2 separate regions of the Homo sapiens genome follow, and region 1 is linked to region 2. Evidence: chromatin loops called from intact Hi-C (ENCODE). Cell type or tissue: PC-9. All regions are shown on one strand. Each heading gives the region's core, and the rest is flanking DNA. Links, peaks and the distances in the headings are about the cores only. Region 1 has its middle 1.1 Mb from the start of LINC00971. Region 2 has its middle 930 kb from the start of LINC00971.

What was found. Hi-C counts contacts between places; a loop is a spot of excess contacts. Peaks named below come from ENCODE experiments on the same cell type or tissue, not always from the same donor. Only the 100,000 strongest peaks of a DNase experiment are listed, where the experiment ranks them.
Region 1: it touches region 2 in a loop (10-fold over the local background); 1 of 110 quality-filtered maps calls a loop at or near these places.

What each region holds. Positions count from the first base shown.
Region 1 is chr3:83,779,392-83,783,797 of GRCh38, reverse strand. No RefSeq gene overlaps it. Among named protein-coding and RNA genes, the nearest start is that of LINC00971, 1.1 Mb to the left of the region's middle. In PC-9, for the core only: no CTCF peak of the experiment used is centred there; a DNase peak (open chromatin) is centred at 2,147.
Region 2 is chr3:83,932,746-83,937,151 of GRCh38, reverse strand. It overlaps the pseudogene SRRM1P2. Among named protein-coding and RNA genes, the nearest start is that of LINC00971, 930 kb to the left of the region's middle. RefSeq lists an enhancer at 1,775-2,974. In PC-9, for the core only: no CTCF peak of the experiment used is centred there; no DNase peak of the experiment used is centred there.

The DNA of each region.
Region 1 (4,406 bases), core at 202-4,201, 150 kb after region 2:
GAATAAATAATCTTGTTTTCAAAATTTCTGTTGAATATTTCAGAGGGAGAATGAGAGCAGGATGTAAAAAAAAAAATAAAAGTAACTTAGCTGATAATTTTAAAGAAGTGTCAGAGTGATCACATTCAAATTACAATGTTAATGTATCAGGTAGAATTACTTGTCAATGTGAGTGACAAAAATCTCACAAAGAGCAGTTTAACCAAGTAGCTCAGAGTTAGAAAAGTGTGGACACTGAATTAGTTGTTAATGATGTATATTTTATTTTTTTTTATTTTGCTATATGGAGTGGGTTTTTGTGACTGAAAGACAATTCTGTCAGTTCTAATCATCCTATCCAACACTGAGGCTAACAGAAGAAGGAAAGAGAAAAAAAGTCCATTCCTGGTCATTTTATCCATTTTATCAAGATAGCAAAAATTTTCCTTGACACTACCTCTCCACGTTAGATATATATTGATAGCTTAATGGCCGAACAGTATCAAAAGGCTGAAAGAGAGGCTAGGGATCTGAGTAGTAAGATTTATAATAATTTGTATTAGGGACAGAAAAAAGAGAAGAGTTGGACCTTTGAACATGCATTGTGGGTTTCCGTTAAATTTTGGGAGTTTGGATATTTCTAAAGTTTATCCACAAAAGCAAAAAAAGTGACTGCTTAGGAGCCTTGTTTTTCAAGTTTCTAAGTGTGCCCACCAAATAATCTTAACGTAATCAAACTATGCCAAATAATGTGGAACTTGTCCCATTTGAGATAAATGCGTGGTATTCATATAAATTATTTACTTGGCCCAGATATTTTGAATTGAATGATATAAAACTACACTCATGTTCTTATATATTCAATATTTTTAAAAATCAAATACTTTATGTGCAACTGTGTGATAGATGCCAGTTTCTTTGAAAAACCATTGACTTCAAAGCTGTCAGAGAGATTGTTACACAAATGTGAAAACAAAACTACTGTTTATATAAAACAATGCATTCATTAAAGTTAGCATAAGATGGAGAAATAAAAAAAAACATAGCTAATAAATGCTATGAAATTTTAAGTTTATAGTGATAACTATTATCAATATGGTTGCACCTAGCTGTAAAGGTCAGGAAATATGTGTGGAGGTTTTGGGGATTGAAGAAGAATATTCTGTGATTTTCCAGATGGTCTTGTGCCACCAGTTACACATCGCCCTAGCAAAGAGTTTAAATTTGGCAAAGATGAGTATGCACATCGCCATAATTTATAGGACTTTCTAAGTGATTTAAACTCTCTTATTTGTAGAGTTGTGGATGGCTGCTTAAATGAGATAACGATAAACTTAGGAGTTTGGTTATCTCTCAAATCTGTCTAGGAAAAAATCAACAAACACTTTCTAGGTCATATGAAATATTGAAGTTTAAAATAAGAACATACAATAATGCGGTTAAACACTAGAATAAATGAATATACTCTGATGGATAGGTACAGAAGTCACGGGAAAAATTAGGAAATAATTGATAGTATTATAGATTAAATTAGTATCTGATAAAGGTGTTGGTAGTTGTAAAGGAAAATAAGTGAAAGATTAAAAGAATTTTCATAAGATTACATTTCAGGATTTTATTACATATGATGCTACTTGGCCTTTACTATCAGGCACAGTTTTCTCTAGTAATAGTTTTATGAAAGATTTGTAAATTGTTTCAAATGACAAACCCACATGCTAGGCTGGTTCAGTGGTGTTTTATAGAAGTTGGGGTGTAATGACAAACATACCTTTACTTTTTTCATGAGTCAGATGTTGTTTTCAAACCAGTCATCTCCAGACATCAGAAAGGCATACAAATTACTATTAATATTTTAAAAAATCAGTAGATAGATTTTTCTCAGATCTCAGAGAGTAGAGATAATAAAAATCAATAATAGTTTTTAGTTATCTATAAAAATTTGGCTACTTTCTACTACACACTATAAATTACATGAATAATTTTAATAACAGGAAGAATGACTATTTTTCTTTTGTAAGATGAACTTATTAAATCAATTATGCAGATGTTGTGTGTACTGGAAAAGCTGATGATCACTGGAACAGAATACATTTCATATGTCTAAACTTAAATAGTCTTTAGTTGAGTGCACACAGACAATGCTAATTATAAGATAAACAATCTTCAAATGCTTTAACACGTCGTAAACTGGTCTTTCCTGTTGTTAAGTATGAAGTAGGCAATTAAGGTGATTCCGCCCCTGAGAAACTTCATAATCATAGTTATAAAACAAAACAAAAGGTGCCCATTTTTTCTGACATATTTTTTTACAATCTTAACTCTGAATTAATAAGATAGAAGAATTAATTACTTATAGATTGAATTTGAGTCCATAGAAAGAGTTAGTAGGTTTTAATAAATATGATGAGCTGTGGACATCCTAAATAAATGGGAAAAAAAGGTAAATGTAAAATTTATTGGTGCATTTTAAGACATTTCAGTCCAGTCCTATGCAAAGCAACTAAACATCTTTTTCTTTCATTTTATAGCTGAACAAAGCATAGAAAAACAAAACATCAGGGAAATTCCTATATTACGTTGATCTTTGCAGAATTAATGTATATTTCATCAAAACATATATGTATTTGTATCTAGATGTTGTATATGTAGAAGTAAATATTCTAGGTGTTGGGAATATAGGCATGAACAAAACAGATGTTCTTATTCTGAATAAGCTCACATTCTAGACAGGGTTATTTAACTACAAAGCTCTTTATCTTGCCAGAGCAAATAGGAAAGCTGTCGCCCACTCCAATTTGACAGAAAGGGTTACTTCTAACTGAAGCCAACATTTGGAATGAATTCCTCTTGGGGCAAAAGGGATGAGAAATATGTTTCTGTGTAACAATATTAAACATCTTTCCTGACTGCAGCAACTTGGGATATGCAGTTGTATAAGAATGTTATATCTTTTCCTTATGTCATCTATATAATTCTCTAACTTTTGGTTCCCAGACCTCTGTGGTCCAGGTGCAGAGATTTTACACTGGAGTATACTCATTCACTCATTAGTGATTACTACATTAGCTTCTTAAGTCTTTTAACAAGAATTTATGGAGTGACTAACAGGTGCCAATGAGAGCTGGTCAACAGGAAATCATTCATTTGTGAAACCTGGTGTGAAAGAAAGGTGGAGTGTTGTCTGCAGCAAGACAAATTGGTGTTCAAACCTCAGATCCCCAAGCTGTTATTTAAAGCTAAGGGTAAATTACCTGGCATTTCTGTGTTCTCAAATATGTTCTCACATATTCACAGGATTATTAAAAGCCTTAAATGATAAAATGTCTGAAAAGTATATAACTGATTTCTCAGTATATGGCACGTGTTAAGGAAGCATTGAAACAATCCACTTAAATAAGATATATTAACAAAGAGACAACCTGATATCACAAAAAAAAAGCACTAAGAAAGACCTGGATTTAATTTCAGACCCTGCTGCTTATTTCTGATGTAACCTTGGTCATGTCACTTAAAATTTCTAGCCCCTATTCCTCATCTGTTAAATAGAAAGTATAACAGTCATACAAACTCAAATAGTTATTGAAAGAAAACATAAGAAAAGGATGATTAAAATAATCTACAAATAATAAAATGTAATACAATTTTAAAAGTGATATATTCTGTTGGCTTTTTTCTCATAATGCAGTATTTAGCGGGAAATATTTCAAAATTAAATCTACCTGTATTTTTCTCATGATATTTTCTCCCCTTTATTTTTTCTTCCCATTACCTTTGTCTTAATTCACATTCTTACTTTCGAATTCTTTATGTGTCTTTTATTTTTACTGCTTTATAATCTCTTTCATTTTAAACGGAAACATGCCTTCTAGACTCCTCCGTTCTTTCAAGGAAAAAACTCACTTGAACAACCCATTTACAACTATACAGACCTAATAAATATATCGACATTCAAACGTCCAATAAATATACCAAAATTCTTCCCTTTCTCTCACAGAAAATGTATGCTTCTCATATAGAGAACAGAAGCCATTTACGACATTGATAATAATAGGTAACATTTTTCAAGCTCTTATTATGTACTAAGCATAATGCTAACTGCCTCTATATGTACAAGTCTAATTTAACTCTCATAACAGCCTTGTGAGATTGAACTTTAGTTAGGTTAAATAATTTGTATAATAATCAAGCCAGAAAGAGTTCAATACTGGAGATTCCAGAGTAGAATGCTTGAATATCAAGTAATCTTTACTTTTCAATGGAGAAAATTCCAAAATCATAGCAATGCCTTTTTTTGGAAAACAAAATTACAATAAAATAAGATATTTCAATTGTATTTATCCTTTAAACATGTCATTTTCCCCAACGCATAACATGTATGTATATTTCTACATTTTAAATTTCTTCCTTATTTTTACTCTTTAATT
Region 2 (4,406 bases), core at 219-4,218:
CTTTGCACAAGTCCATTTTTTTCCTGAGTATTATGTAACTTTAAGCTGCTTCAGTAGCTTCTTCTATTTGTTGTTGAACCAAATATTCTGTTCTGTGTTTCTTCCTTTAGGGATTCACCCCAGCCTTCCCTAGAGAGAAGGCTTCTTCTCTCCCGTAGTCCCCAGGCCAGGTGGAACAACCAGTGCTCTGGTTGAAGACCTCTACAGGTAGACAGGTGGCAAGATACTGCTTGGGCCCATTTTCTTCATCATTTTCTGGTGATACTTTACTTCATGTAGGTGAGTTCATTCTTGGCATAGATGCAAAAGAATTTCAATTAGGAATTGATAATATTTTTAAACAGCTGGTGGTAGAACAATTGAATATCCATAAATGGATGACTTTGTTTTCTGCTGCTTATAACCAGATTCCTGAAACAGGGTAGTTTATAATGAAAGGAATTTGTTTCTTACAGTTACACAGGCCAGGAAGTTCAAAGTCCAGGGGGTGCATCTGGAGACAGCATTCTTACTGGTGGGGACTCTGCTGCATCCTGAGGCAGTGCAGGGCATGATATTGCAAGGGGACTGAGCTATTCATATGATACAGTGCTAGCTCAGGACTGAGTGTGCTACAATGCTACCATGTTAGCTTGGCTTAGGTCCTTCTTCCTCTTCTTACAAGGTCACACACTGCACTCCCATAGTAACTCATTAATCCATTAACCCACTAATCTATGAATACCTAAATAGATTAATCCATTCATGAAAGTAGAGCCCTCATGATCCAATCACTTCATAAAGATCCTACCTCTTAATACTGTCACATTGGAAGTTAAGCTTCAATATGAGCTATGGAGGGGACATTAAACCACCACATTCCACCCCTTGTTCCCCAAAGCTCATGTCTTTCCCACATTCATTCCATCTTCATAAAGTCAAAGTCTTAACATAGTCTAGCACCAACTCAGAAGTCAAAGACTCATCTGTGAACCTCTGAAATCAAAATAATGTATCTAGATTACAAGATACGCTGATAGGAAAAGGAGAGGTTTTTTTTCCATTCCAAGAGGGAGAAAAAGGCAAGAAGAAAGGGGTACCAGTTTTAAAACAAGTCTGAAGCACCCTGTACCAGGGCCCCCAAAGCCTTGGGTATCCCTGCCCCATTTAAATTTGCTGGCCTCAGTCCACTCAGCTCTTCCAGGCTGGTATTGGATACTGGTTGCTCTACAGCTTTGGATTCTTGGTGGCTTTCCTGCTCTCACGTTTCCACTGGATTTTGCCTTAATAGAAACTCTGCAGCAGCTCCAACCCTACATTTATGTTCAGCATTGCTCTAGCAGGGGCTCTCTGCAGTGCTTGAGTCCCTACACGTCTCTTCCCTGTACCCCTATTATTTTGATGACATCTTTTGAAATCTGGGTACAGGCTGCTAAGCATCCACAGCTCTTGCTTTCTGCACATTTGCAGTATTAGCACACGGTGAATGCCACTAAGGTTTATGATCTGCTTTACAGAGCTGCAGCGTGAGCCACACCTGGGGCTGTATCATGGCTGGAGCAGCCACTGGGTGCTGTGCTGGAGTGTGGGGTTCCAGGAGCAGAGAACTGAGGCAGCTCTGGGTAGTGAGCCCATGGAGAGTGCCCTAGGCCTATCCCCTGAAACCATTGTGCCTTCATAAGCCTCAGGGCCTGTGATGAGAGCAGCAGCCTTGAAGATCTCTAAAATGCCTTTAGGTTCAATTTTACCATGTGTGAAATTGCACCTGCTTCTTTTCTATCCACACCACACCCTTGGTTTCCTCTCCTAAAGACATTTTGTTTTACCCTTTACGTGGCTAGGTTGAAACTTTTTCGAATCTCTCCACTCTGCTTCCCTTTTTATTTATAAATTGTTCTAAGTTATTCTTTTGCTCCTGAATCTCAGTATAAGCAGCCAGAAGTAACTCTGTATCTCCTATAATTTTCTTAGAAATTTCTTCTGCCAGACATCCTAGTTTTTCACTCTCATATTTGGCCTTCCACAAAGCCCTTGAGCATCCACAATTCAGGCAACATATTTGCCAATTTATAACAAGCGCAGCATTTACTCCAGTTTCCAATACGATGTTCCTCAGTTCCATCTGAAGCCTCATCAGAATGAAATGGACTCATTGCCTGGGGTGACACCCAAAGTTCATAGTCTCATGGCTGAAGAATTCAAGGAGGCAGACACACCAGGGGTGATATCAGAGCAGAAGCAGAAGTTTAACAGGTGAAAGAAAGAGGACAGCTCTCTGCAGCAGGGAGGAGTCCAGGAAAGGATTGCATTTTTCACAGTTGAATGCACAGGCTTTTATAAGAAATCAATGAGGGCTGGACATCTCATTTGCATAAGGCACAAATTTCTGGTAACTCCACCCTGTCCTCCTAATGTGCATGAGGGCCTGTAGCTTGAGTTATTCTATATTGCTTTGTTCCCCTTACTGTGCATGTGTCAGAGGAAGGAATTTGTTATTGTGGGCATGTCTGGGCAAGTCATCTGAGTTGCCTTTTTTATCTGTGTATCTGTGGGCACATCTTAGGCAAGCGTCCCTGTGTAAGTTTCCGTTTTGTGCCTGCAGGCTGTTCTTTTGTTTGAAAGAATTCAACAGAGGACCCACCCTAACTGCCTACCTGATCAAATTTTTTCCTTTCTCCTCTCTCATTTCCTGCCTCAGCAGTGGAGATCCTAATTGCTGTTAGAGGGAATGGTATTAAATTCTAGCTACTTCCTCTTGGAGAGGGATGTAGTGTAGGGGAAGAGCAGCTAGGGTTCCTCCTAGTGTTGATTTAAGTGTCCTCGGAAGGAAGGCACACCCATGTATGGTTACATTTGCATCACCATTTAGACCTTGATAGCCTTTAGTCAAGGAAAAGCAATTTAGGTTATTAAAGGAAATGTATTAAAATGAAACCAGGGGGAGGTAAGGACAGCCTGAAAATCCCAAGGCTGTCGACATGCCCAGATAACGGGTGACTATAGTTATTCCTGTTAAGATTTGGGTGCATGGGGCTTGGCTTTGGTTAACTTTTTTGGTTTTATTTCCCAAACAAATAAATCTCTGAGTTATGGGCACCATATATACTCTCATCACATCAAAGGATTTGCAAGATAATTGCCCATAAGTAGAATAATGGTAGAGGTTTTTACATTACCCATCCCTTTTTGTTTCTTCTGAACTACAACTGGAGATTGCTGGTGGGTTTACAGAAATAAGCAGAGTTAGTCTAAGAGGTGGGCAAGAACTTAAAAAACAACCAATGAGATTTAAATTTAATGACAAGCATAAAATAAATTTTGAAACATATTTTTTTTTTCTTTTCAGTCCTCGTTTTTGTTGAATACAAACCATGATAGGACTGAGTTGTTTGCAAAATAAAATTTAGTCGTATACTTGACCTGATTATTTGCATAAAGTACAGCAAGAATAATTATTTTTACATAGTTTTTTTCAAATTAGCTTTGATGGAACTCTGTACCACAAGGAATCTCAGATAAGACTTTTCAAAGCCAAGCCCAGACATGGGTTTGTACTGTCAAATACCTATGAGTTGGGAGAATGCCTTTTTTTTTTTTTTTTGAGGTTCCAAGAACATGGGGTTCCTGGCTCTGTTAAAAAGTGACATTCTTTACTCAGCACAGGTTAGGAACCCTGTACAGAGGCTGTGTAGACATGGTATGAAGCCAGTTCTCTCAATGGGCTTTTATTGGCTTTGCAAGTCAAGCTTGATTTCCATAAAGGGAAGCACATCCGTCCAGCCACAGCCTTGGTCAAACAATCAGTTTCTCCAATTGTGTCCTGTTGCAAAATAAAATGGATTCTCATTGCACTCATGAAAATAACAACATTGCCATAAGTTAAGAATCAAAACTGTAGAGGAACCAGGCAGAGAGAAACAAATATACTCCAAATTTTGTTTACAGGAGTATACTCAATTGTTAAAAGTAGATAAGTTAAAAGTTTCCTTGACTCTGAAGAACAAAACAAGGATTAGCAACGTTTCAAGCCGACTGAAGAAAGATTACTTTAGATTTCTATTAGTTTAGTTCTTGCAGTTAACTCTTATTTGACATTCAGGAATATTTCAGCTCTTCATGATTCCCGTACATTTTCCTTTACTCCCATGTCACAATTTCCAAAGTTATCAGAAACCTACATATTAAAGCACCTGTCAAAGTCCTATAGCTGATTATAAACCATATTTTGTAGGGGACTAAAACAAGACAATAATCATGTTTGAATGATGAAATATCCAGGGTAGTTACACTTAAAAATGTGATGGACAAATCTGTCTATTTTTATGTTTTACAATAGTTTAACACAATAATTTTAATTATGATTGATGGCATATACTCAGACATTAGGATTTTAGACATCCCATATGATTTTGAAACATATGTTAATA